2 separate regions of the Homo sapiens genome follow, and region 1 is linked to region 2. A link is an interaction called in ENCODE POLR2A ChIA-PET data of the cell type or tissue named here. Cell type or tissue: HepG2. All regions are shown on one strand. Each heading gives the region's core, and the rest is flanking DNA. Links, peaks and the distances in the headings are about the cores only. Region 1 overlaps DYM (dymeclin). Region 2 overlaps SMAD4 (SMAD family member 4).

Region 1 (5,390 bases), core at 60-5,059, 1.9 Mb before region 2:
CATCTGGTACATCTCTCCTGCTTTGGCTGGACAAAAAGTTCTCTGCTTTTGAGGGCCTGTGTGTTTAGGTTAGACCCATCTGGAATAACCAGTCTAATGTCCCTCTTTTAAGGTCCATAACCTTAGTTATATCTGCAAAGTCCTTTTTGCTATGTAACTTAACATACCTACAGGTTCTGGGGATAGGATGTGGACACTTTTCAGGGGCTATTATTATACCTACCACAATTCCAAATGTCCGATAGTAGATGATTGACTAAATTATAGTACATCTGGACAAAGCAATACCATGAAGCTATTAAAATGAGATATCATGTAACTAACTTTGAAATGCATAAAACAGGATGGATTGATTGATTGATAGAAGAACAGAGAGATAAATAGAGGGTAATAAAGCAAGTCCAGTAAAGTGTTAATTTACTGAAGAATCTGGGTGGTAGGTATATGGGCATTTACTGCAACATTTTTCAACTTTTTTGTATATTTGAAAATTTTAATAATAAAATGTTGGAGAAAAAAACCAATTAGCCCCAATGATCCAACTTCACTGGGTGAAAATCTAGACATTTATGAAGATATTTCTAGCGAAGCAGCAGGAGTAAGCTTTTGCATAATGGTTTATAAGGAGATTACGTTTCAAACAGCATTAAATATCACCTCACTTTATTTTTCAAGTAATTAGCAAATTAAAATAGAAAAGCAATAGTACAGGATGCATTTTTTGAACTGTTAGTGAAAAGCCAAATAATATGCTTGAGGAATTTTTATTTTCAAAAGGAAAGTTCCCTCTAGAATAATTAATACATAAAACGAATGCTGTCTTGATTTAATTATTTCTACATGGAAATAAGTGAATCTACCTCACAGTTTAACAAAATTTGACAAAACAGATCCTCAGTTTATTGAAACAGACAAACAATAAAATGAATAGAAAATAACCACGATGATTTCACAAACATTAGCTGAGTGCCAACATCATGACATGTAGCATTGTCTTAAGCACTGAGAATAGATACCAAGGACATAAAATAAGATGTAGTCCTTGTCATTTATTTCACCTTGGAGTTATAAAATCTTGTCTAGTTTTGTACGGCAGAAATCTATCAAAAACACTTTTCTCAGCCGGGCATGGTGGCTCACGCCAGTAATTCCAGGACTTTGGGAGGCTGAGGCGGTGGATCACCTAAGGTCAGGAGTTCGAGACCAGCCTGGTCAACATGGTGAAACCCCATCTCTACTAAAAATACAACAAATTAGCTGGGCGTGGTGGCAGACACCTGTAATCCCAGCTACTCGGGAGGCTGAGGCAGGAGAATCACTTGAATCCGGGAGGCGGAGGTTGCAGTGAGCTGATATCGTGTCACTGCGATCCAGCCTGGGCAACAAGAGCAAAACTCCATCTCGGAAAAAAACAAAACATAAAAAAACCACTTCTCTCCAGATACGTAAATAAACAACATTTTAAAAAAGAGAAAAAATGACTATTTCCACTTGGAAATAATACTGCAAATACAATTGAAGAATGCTGAACTTTACTGAAGACACAAAAAACTACTGTCATAGATTCAAATCAGGAGCTACTACTCTGTGTATTAAAGACTCCCCAGTTGTATGAAAAATTGGCCAGATATACAAGAGGAAACACTGTGGCACAAGAGTTAACAGGCCAGGCTCCTTATGACTTGCCTTTGAATCCTTGTTCTACTATTTACTGCTTATATGACCGTGGGCGAGGGTCTGAACCTTGATTTCATTATCAACAAAACTATTACAGAAGAGTGGAAATGAGACAATGAACATGCAAAACACCTATCCCAATGCCTAATACAGAGGAGCAGCTCAAGAAATTGTTGCTCTTACTAGTAAAAGCAATGGTAATAACAAATGTTTCTTATTAGGTACAGATGTATTTAGGAGGTATAAGAAGGCTATCAGGCACTAAGAGAAACTAACGTTTTCTGACTTGTACTTTAATGTCTTCTTACAGAGAAGTGTTTCCAACAGGCTGAAATTTGAATTTTAGAACATTTAAGTACATTACAATGAAATGCTCTAAGCTGTGAATCTGAGATCTTTAAGAACCTAAATGCTATTGTTATACTAAACTCTGGTTAATCTCCTGAGAAAATATTATGTATATGTTTAAAAAATATTTTAAGTCTAGTGCTGAAATACAGGTAACCCTGACTGGAGACAGCCTGCTTTGAAACCTCACTGCATTATAACTATAGTTCACAATCATGACCAAAAGTTGTATTTATGGTTGTCTAATGAATGGCATCAATGCCTACATTTTGTCCAAACAACTGCTAATGCTCATGAGTCAGTCAAGGTCAACAGCAGTGAAGCTAACTCAGTCTGCTGGTACAATTAGAGCAAGGGATCACTGAGGTTGCCATGGAAACTCCCTGTGGCCCAGCCACTGCCATTCAAGAACTTTAGGAGGCAATCCTGTATTAAATTTGCAATTTATTTCCTGTGGCAGAAACTAATTTTAAAAACAGTTTGAAAGTCCTTAGAGTGTAATGAAGAATCCTTACTACAGCAAGTGTTACTATAACAAGATGTCTTCAGTCCAAATAGCACTGGACTTACATTTTCAAAGCCCCAAAGGAACCCAAAAGCATACATATATGTTATATATATATCCCAATTTTTAGCTACTTTTATGATTACATGGTTTTAAAACACAAACTTTTCATTTGTTGTAACCTATTTTTGTGTTTTTATAATGAATTTAGTCTGGGGGGATAGGACTTAATATGTATAATATTTATAAGGGTCTGACTTAAAACGGCTCCACTTGGGAATCGTATTCTAGCAATCAATTACACCATGAGTTGGGAGCTGCCTGTCATTTTGCTATATGGTGTCAATTTCTTTGGAAGAGACAAATGCTTAATTTTATTTTCCTGAGAGTCTTCTTGGGAAGAAGTGTGTAGAAACAACTCTCAATATGTAAAATATAAAACCAGAAATAAAAATACTCTTAATCAGGCATGAAGGAAATCCTCTTCTTTTGAGGCAAAGAAAAGTTGATATTAATGTAGAAATGCAGGAAAATGCTATTAAAGGGTGTTCTCAGTCAAAGTTTACTTGGCAAGAAGGAATGTGATCCCTACCCAACTCCCTCCTTTCTTCTATTGCATTTCTTTAATCCACTCATAATGGTTTGGGTATAAGGAAAAGATTTTGTTAAGAGGAAGACACAGAATGCAAGTAAAAGACATTTTATGGTAATGAATACACTATAACAAGAAAACATTGAGTACTCATACTAGTATCAATGGCAACAAAGCTAAAATTTACTTGGTAGCATTTCTTATCAAAGTATAGTGACAGTACAGAATGAAGATGCAGCTGATTCTACAATGTGTGGACCTTGTAACATTTGCATAGGACAATCCTATCACCAGAACACACTGAACTGACCACCACAGCATATCTTCTGCTATGACCAACGTGACAAGTAGACATTTCCTTCCTGCACCGACCTACTTCATCATGGTGGTGCCATGAGAACTGAATGAGTTAAATAACACACCCAGTACAGGCCTCACACTTGGCAAGTAGTAACAGAACACTTTCTCAGTCCTGTCCTGGTGACATGGAAAGAATACTGGCAGGGAGTCAAAAGACCTCAGTTCTAGACCTGACTCTGCTAAATAATCACCTCAGAGTTTGAGCAACTCATTTAATCTGAGAATTTCTTTTCTTTTGTTAAGTAGAAATATAATGCTTGCCTGCCTTTATGAGAACTAATTTGAAAATGACTTGTTAACTGTAAATGCTACAGAAATGTATAATCAACCATGTTGATTAAGACTGAATTTTTGCCTTTGACTCTAGAAACCCTGCCATCCCCTAATTTAGTAGGAATATTAAGAAAGAACAATAAGGGTAGATAATTTAGCATTGGATAAAGGGTGGCCATAATTCTCTTTGGTCAGCTGTCCTCTAAGTTTATAAATAACAGATAGTTTTTCTTTAGTTAAAAGCAAACCATACTTTCCCTAAGATCCAAAGTCAGAGATGTCATGAGACAGGCACCAGTTCCAGTGGGACAGACTGTACACACCACCTTAGCACCAATCACAGAGATAGGGAGCAACAGAAAGTGTTTTGTAGTGAACACAACTCATTTAACCTTGGGAAGCGCCTAAATGTGCACAGAAGCAACTAGAAAATCTCTGCCACATTTCATCAATAAAGCCAATGATCAGTTAAAATAGTTCTAAAAACCCCTTGGTTTTACACTGGGAGTTAGGTGAACAAGAAATCTCTATGCCCAAAGAATAGGAAAATGGTAGTATAAAACCAATGTGTGTAATCTAATTGCCTTCTTAATAAAATTGCCTCATCAAGCAAAATGTTTAGGAAGGGGTTTTTCTTTTTTTATGTATGTGATTTATATATAAGAAACATGCCGTGCCATGATCTGAACTAATTTACTGGTTATTATTCAATAGTCACTGCTAACTCTAACCCTTTGGTATGTCAACAAGACAAATAAAAGAATGATTATAACCTTCTAAATGGCTTCAGCTTTATGTCAATTAAATTTTGAGTAAATTGGATGAGGAATCAGACATGCTGAACAACAAGAATAAGAAAACTGAAAGGCAAAGACACAGAGGGAGAAATTAAAAAGGCATTAACTGCACACACAAAAAACCACAGTTGCAAATTGCCTTTTACAAAAGATCCCAGAACAGTTGCTATCGGAATATTCCCTCCACCTCCTAGGGGCCTTGATAACATGGATACTTAATACCTGCCCAGCAGTCTCTGTTTCACTGTAATTTACTGGTTTTGGTAGGTTTGGTTCAATGTAATCTAGGCAGGTGGGGAGGTTTTATTAACGTCTTCAGATTAACAGGCTAATTGATGCAATTTAATCAGTTCTCCCAATAGCTATCAGTTATACACCACAATATTCCCAGATGAAATGTGTCATTTATTTAACAAATACTAAACAGTGGCATTATGAACAGGTACTGTACTAACTGGAATTTAGAGTCCAGTAGGGGAGAACTGAAAATTGTGAAAAATGCTATGAAAGCAGAGAAAAGGGAGGATAGGTAAGTATTAATACGATTTAGACTGAGACCTGAATACAGAAGTACAGGAAGTGTCCGATTTAAGTCTTCATGTTATAATACTTTCAAGAGTTTCAGTCAAGCGTCATTAGAAATTCCAATTAAATGAGGAGTAATACCAGAAATAGGAGAAAAGGCCTAATTGTGGAATGCATAATTTATTAGCAGTTATAGCCAATCTCTCCGAGAGTTAGACTATGCTTTAGAGAGGGAGGGTGCTGATGAACCTATTAACTGTACAGACTAATACTTAGAAAATAATATATTAAGCTCAGTTTTGAAAACGATTTC
Region 2 (5,390 bases), core at 191-5,190:
AGTCCCCAAGTTAGCATCTGAACTCCCTGTGGGCTTGGTCTGGTGGCTCACATCTATAATCTCAGCACTTCAGGAGGCTAAGGCAAGAGGATCACTTGAGCCCAGGATTTCAAGGCCAGCCTGGGCAACAAAGTGAGACCTCATCTCTAAAATAAATAAATAAATAAATAAATATAACTCCCAATGCAAATTGTCTTCTTAGGGCGTTAATCTACTTGGTAAACCTTACATTTTCAAGCCCCCAATTAACTAGTCACTTAACTGGTTTCTGAGAGGCAGGTTGCATTGGGCTTTTTCTGTCAGGGCTTAATTAATACACTGTGAGACATTTGCTCAGCTAGGCCAGCTAGCTAGTACTTCTGTAGAGATCATCTAGGGCATGTTCAGCTCTCCATTTACATCACCTGAAGTAGTTCCCAAGTGCTGGGCTATGGAGTAGTTTCATCTCTGTCTCTGGAAGAGCTATTTAAAAAAATAAAAATATTTTTTCCCATCTGATTGCAACACACATGCTGCTTCAGAATGGGAATGGAGTGGAGGAGGCATGGGAATCTGTGTTATTTTTAAAAAGTGCCTCTTGATTCTAAAGGTTTTGTTTATTTTGGTATGCTTATCCTTACTGCTTTATTTATCTATTTTTTAGAGACAGGTTGCCCAGGATGGAGTGCAGTAACATCATCATAGCCCTCTATAACCTTCAACTTCTGGGTTCAAGAGATCTTGCCTCAGCCTCCAGAGTAGCTAGGACTACAGGCCGGCACCACCACGCCTGGCTGATTTTTTTAAAACTGTTTTGTAGAAATGGGGGGGCGGGGGTCTTGCTTTGTTGCCCAGGCTAGCCAAATCTTATTTATGATTTAAAACTAGGAATGCTACCGAATATATATTTTTATAGTAAGGTATTATTTCTGTATGTTAATATGGATGAATGTATGCTACTCAGGTCTTTTCAAGTCAAAATGTATTTCTAAATATAAGATGAATTAAGGATATTTGTCAGTGATATTCACTAGTGAATTCTAGAGCATATGTTATCAGTAGATGGGCAGTCCTTGTAAAAATTGAATAATCTAGTGAAAGGATGACCGGAAATAATATTTAATGGGGTAAGCTAAGCCAGGAATCATTGTACATAAACACATTAGGTGTGTCTTACATCATAAATATGCCTACTAAAACTAGTTGAAGGAAGAATGTGTATAGATGCTGAAATAATGAAGGGGCTGGCTAATTGTAAGGAAAAATGATACAACTTCTATATAATTAGTCTTTTTAATCAGTTGCATATACTCATGATACTTAATTTGTAAAGTAAAGATTGTAGACTAGATCAATGCTTTGTAAAACTAACAGTACCTCAGACTTCCAGAGTGTTTTTTAAAGGTACAGCCCCACCCTTGATTCTAGTTAGTGGAGCTGGCCTAACCTGCGGGGGATTTTGATACATCCCCCTTTGAAGGAATAAGCTAGATGACTTGAAACTCTGCTTCAGTTAAAAGTTTTATGAAATGAGGCCGGGTGCGGTGACTCACGCCTGTAATCTCAGCACTTTGGGAGGCCAAGGGGGGTGCGGATTACCTGAGGTCAGGAGTTTGAGACCAGCCTGACCAACATGGTGAAACCCCGTCTCTACTAAAAATACAAAAATTCATTGGGCATGGTGGCACATGCCTGTAATCCCAGCTACTCACATGCCTGTAATCCCAGCTTCTTGGGAGGCTGAGGCAAGAGAATTGCTTGAGCCTGGGAGACAGAGGTTGCAGTGAGCTGAGATTGTGCCACTGCACTCCAGCCTAGCTGACAGAGCGAGACTGTCTCAAAAAAACAAAAAAAGTTTTATAAAATGTATTTTTCAGTTATCAGTTATTAAAATTCAGTTTGGTTTCCACCATCTTTTAAAACAGTGGTTCCCAAAGTATGGTCCACAGACTCCTGGAGATCCCTAGGATCCTTATATTTAAGGGGTTCACAAAATCAAAATTATTTTCATAATGAAACTGAGACGTTATTTGCCCTTTCACTGTGAGGACATTTGTATGGGTGGTGAAGGAGCAGTGGTGGGTAAACTGCTGGCACTTTAAAATGACTCTAGGCAGTTATACCAAACATATGAGTCCTCATTGTGTTCTTTATAGTCAAACACACATAAGCATTTGAAAAAATGCCGGTTTCACTTAATAATCCCCTTGCTGCAGCAGTAAAAAGGTTTAATTTTAAAAAAATCTCTACCTTGGAGTATGTCTTTTTAATAGTGTGATTAAATGGGAAGTATGCATAAAGCATTTCTGCACATTGAAGTACAGTGTTCTTTTCTAGGAAAAGCACTTGTGTTATTGAGCTGCAAGCTGAACTAGCTGCTTTTTAGTGGGACACCATTTTTATTTTTATTTAACAGGATGACAGATAAGCTCAGATAGCTATTTAGATTTGAGTATTTGGCAGGTAATTCCTTGGAAATGAATAAAGTGAGCTGGCCACTTCGAGGAGAACATTTATAGCCAGTGCTAAAATCTGATGTTTCAAGTGAAAATCAGATTTTTGGGAAACTCCTGTCACTATGACTTGCCAGTTTCTTAATACTTAAAGACTTTTCTGATGAGATGGGTGGTGATATTAAGGAATGTGATTAAAAAAAATATGTTGGGCTGGGCACGATGATGCACACCCATATTTCTAGCACTGTGGGAGGCGGAGGTGGGAGAATTGCTTTTGGCCAAGAGTTCGAGACCCTGTTTCTACAATAACATATAAAAATTAGGTGTAGTGGCATGTAGTTCTAGCTGCTCAGGAGGGTGAGGTGAGAAGATTGCTTCAGCCAGGGAGTTCAAGGCTGGATTAAGCTAGGATCGCACCACTGCACTCGGGCCTAGGCTACAGAGCGAGACTGTGGGGGGGGGGGCAGTATGAGGAAGTGTGTCAACACTGGGAAGATCTGTGTAACTCATTGAACCAATATTTTCCCAAATGACCAATTCATGTTACAAAATCGTGCATGGGTAGGCGATCCGTTCAAAGTACAACATAGACAAATGGATTTTTATATACACCAGAGCCAAAAAGTTCACTGATACAGTGAATTCCACATTGCAACTAACCTTTCAGAATTGCCACTTGAGTTTTGGTGTTGAATAAAAGATGAATATCCATTGTTTTCTGAGAAGGCTGTTAAAATACTCCTCTCTTCCAATTAGCTGTCCATGTGAGACACGTTTTCTTCATGTACTTTAAACAAAACAACATATCATAGCAGATTGAATGCAGAAGCAGATATGGGAATCCAGCTGTCTCCTATTAAGCTAGGCATTAAGAGAAATTTGTGAAGATGTAAAACAGTGTTACTCTGATTCCTGACTTTGTTTTAGAAAATTCTGTTTTTCATAAGATGTTTATATTAACGTAATGGGTTTATTATTTTAAATGAATTAATAAAGCAAATACCAAAAATTTTAGTAGTTTTATTTATTTATAATATGATAAATATCAATGTATATAGCCCGCATAAAAGCTATTTGGTGTCTTTAATAATGAAGAGTATAAATAAAGGTCCAACTTGGCCAACATGACGAAACCCTTTCTCTACTAAACATACAAAAATTAGCTGGGCATGGTGGTACATGTCTGTAATCCCAGCTACTTGGGAGGCTGAGGCACGAGAATCACTTGAACCTGGGAGGCGGAGGTTGCAGAGAGCTGAGAACATGCCTCTGCAGTCCAGCCTGGGCAACAGACTGAGACTATGTCTCAGAAAAAGAATATGAATAAAGGGATCCTGAGATCAGAGAGTTTGACAGCTGCTGTTTTAAAGTAACTATTTCTATGCATTATCGACTAAATTACTGATTGATTGAATTGTTTTTATGGTTTGTACTATATTGCTGTTATTTCTAAGGACGTTAGTCATTCAGTTTCTGTTCAGTTATCAGGGAACATGTAAGAGTCAGACTTAAGTAAAAAGGGGAATTCATTGGCTTGGTCTGGAGATAGAGCTGACCTCAGATTGCTATATCCAGGGTTTCAAGCAGCATCACCAGGACTCTTGACTTTGCTTTCTTTCTGTTTCTCAGGTAGTTTGCAGGCTAACTATCCCCAGCTTCAAGGAAGCATGAAGAGGGCCTTCCCCCCCCCACCCCCCCACCCCCCCACCCCCCGTAGTTCCATCGGAAGTGCTAGAGCTATGTCACTTGCCTGCCTTGCGTTCTTTTTCATCAGAAACAACACTGTGGCCAGGGGGTGGCTCTGGTTAGTCTGGGAATTGTCCCACCTGGCCAGATGGGGAGATTCTCCTTGGAAAATCAGACTGCTGTTTTACAAATGGAGAAATACATGCTGGTACACAAAAACTGATGTCCACCTATAGTACTTTGTTATTTCTTCTTTTAACAGCCTTTAATTTATTAATCCAAAAAGGGTAATTTTTAAATAAGATCATTTAAACTGAAGGTGGCATACCAAAATGACATTTAAGACACATAGGTAAACAAGAAGCATACATCTCGATTTGTCCTTTGTCATTCATCTTAAAAGTTAAAAAAAAACTTTTTGTTGCTTTTATTGCTGTATAAATGTGCTCTTGGAAGTTCGCCAACTGCCCTCAGTTTGAAGAACCTCAACTTGCTGTCTAGGATTTAGTCTTTAGCTTGTGCTGCAGACAGTTGCACTAACCGTGAACACCTTTTTTTCCTGTTGGTAAACCTAAGTTTAGAGTTTATTCCTAGTAATAACATTGATATATTACCAGGCCCAGCTTTTTTCTCCTCCCCTAGTTAAATTTAAGCACTTTTGCGCCGGGCATGGTGGCTCATACCTGTAATCCAGCACTTTGGGAGGCCAAGGCGGGCAGATCATGAGGTCAGGAGATCGAGACCATCCTGGCCAACGTGGTGAAACTTGTCTCTGCTAATAATACAAAAATTAGCTGGGCATGGTGATGCGCCCCTGTAGTCCCAGCTACTGGGGAGGCTGAGGCAGGAGAATCGCTTGAACCCAGGAGGCAGAAGTGGCAGTGAGCCAAGATGGCACCACTGCACTCCAGCCTGGGCCACAGTGAAACTCTGTCTCAAAAAAAAAAAAAAATTTTAAGCACTTTTCTCAAATATTCCCATAGTAAGTAGTTTATTGATCACTGATCAAAACACTTACAACTTCTAGAAAATACATGTTTGACACATATAATACAGTTAATTCAAAAGTAAACTAACATCTGAGAAAAAATGTCAACACTCCTTACCTAAAATACATGAATTTACATGAGAACCTCTCTCTGGCCAGTATTCAGCCTGTTTAATTTTAGAGAGTATCTTAATTAGTTTGGTTATTTGGCTTTCTCGTCCATTTATTAGTATACCTATGGTCAACGTCAGGTGACAGCTTACAATTAATAGCAAGGCTAG

What was found. ChIA-PET counts read pairs that join two places held together with the same protein. Peaks named below come from ENCODE experiments on the same cell type or tissue, not always from the same donor. Only the 100,000 strongest peaks of a DNase experiment are listed, where the experiment ranks them.
Region 1: POLR2A ChIA-PET joins it to region 2 with 5 read pairs; 1 of 35 experiments calls an interaction of 5 or more read pairs at or near these places.

Annotation. Positions count from the first base shown.
Region 1 is chr18:49,133,706-49,139,095 of GRCh38, forward strand. The region is part of intron 15 of DYM (dymeclin); the gene reads right to left. Among named protein-coding and RNA genes, the nearest start is that of MIR4744, 87 kb to the left of the region's middle. In HepG2, for the core only: no CTCF peak of the experiment used is centred there; a DNase peak (open chromatin) is centred at 2,356.
Region 2 is chr18:51,035,364-51,040,753 of GRCh38, forward strand. All of the region lies in intron 1 of SMAD4 (SMAD family member 4), which reads left to right. Among named protein-coding and RNA genes, the nearest start is that of SMAD4, 7.8 kb to the left of the region's middle. In HepG2, for the core only: no CTCF peak of the experiment used is centred there; a DNase peak (open chromatin) is centred at 2,958.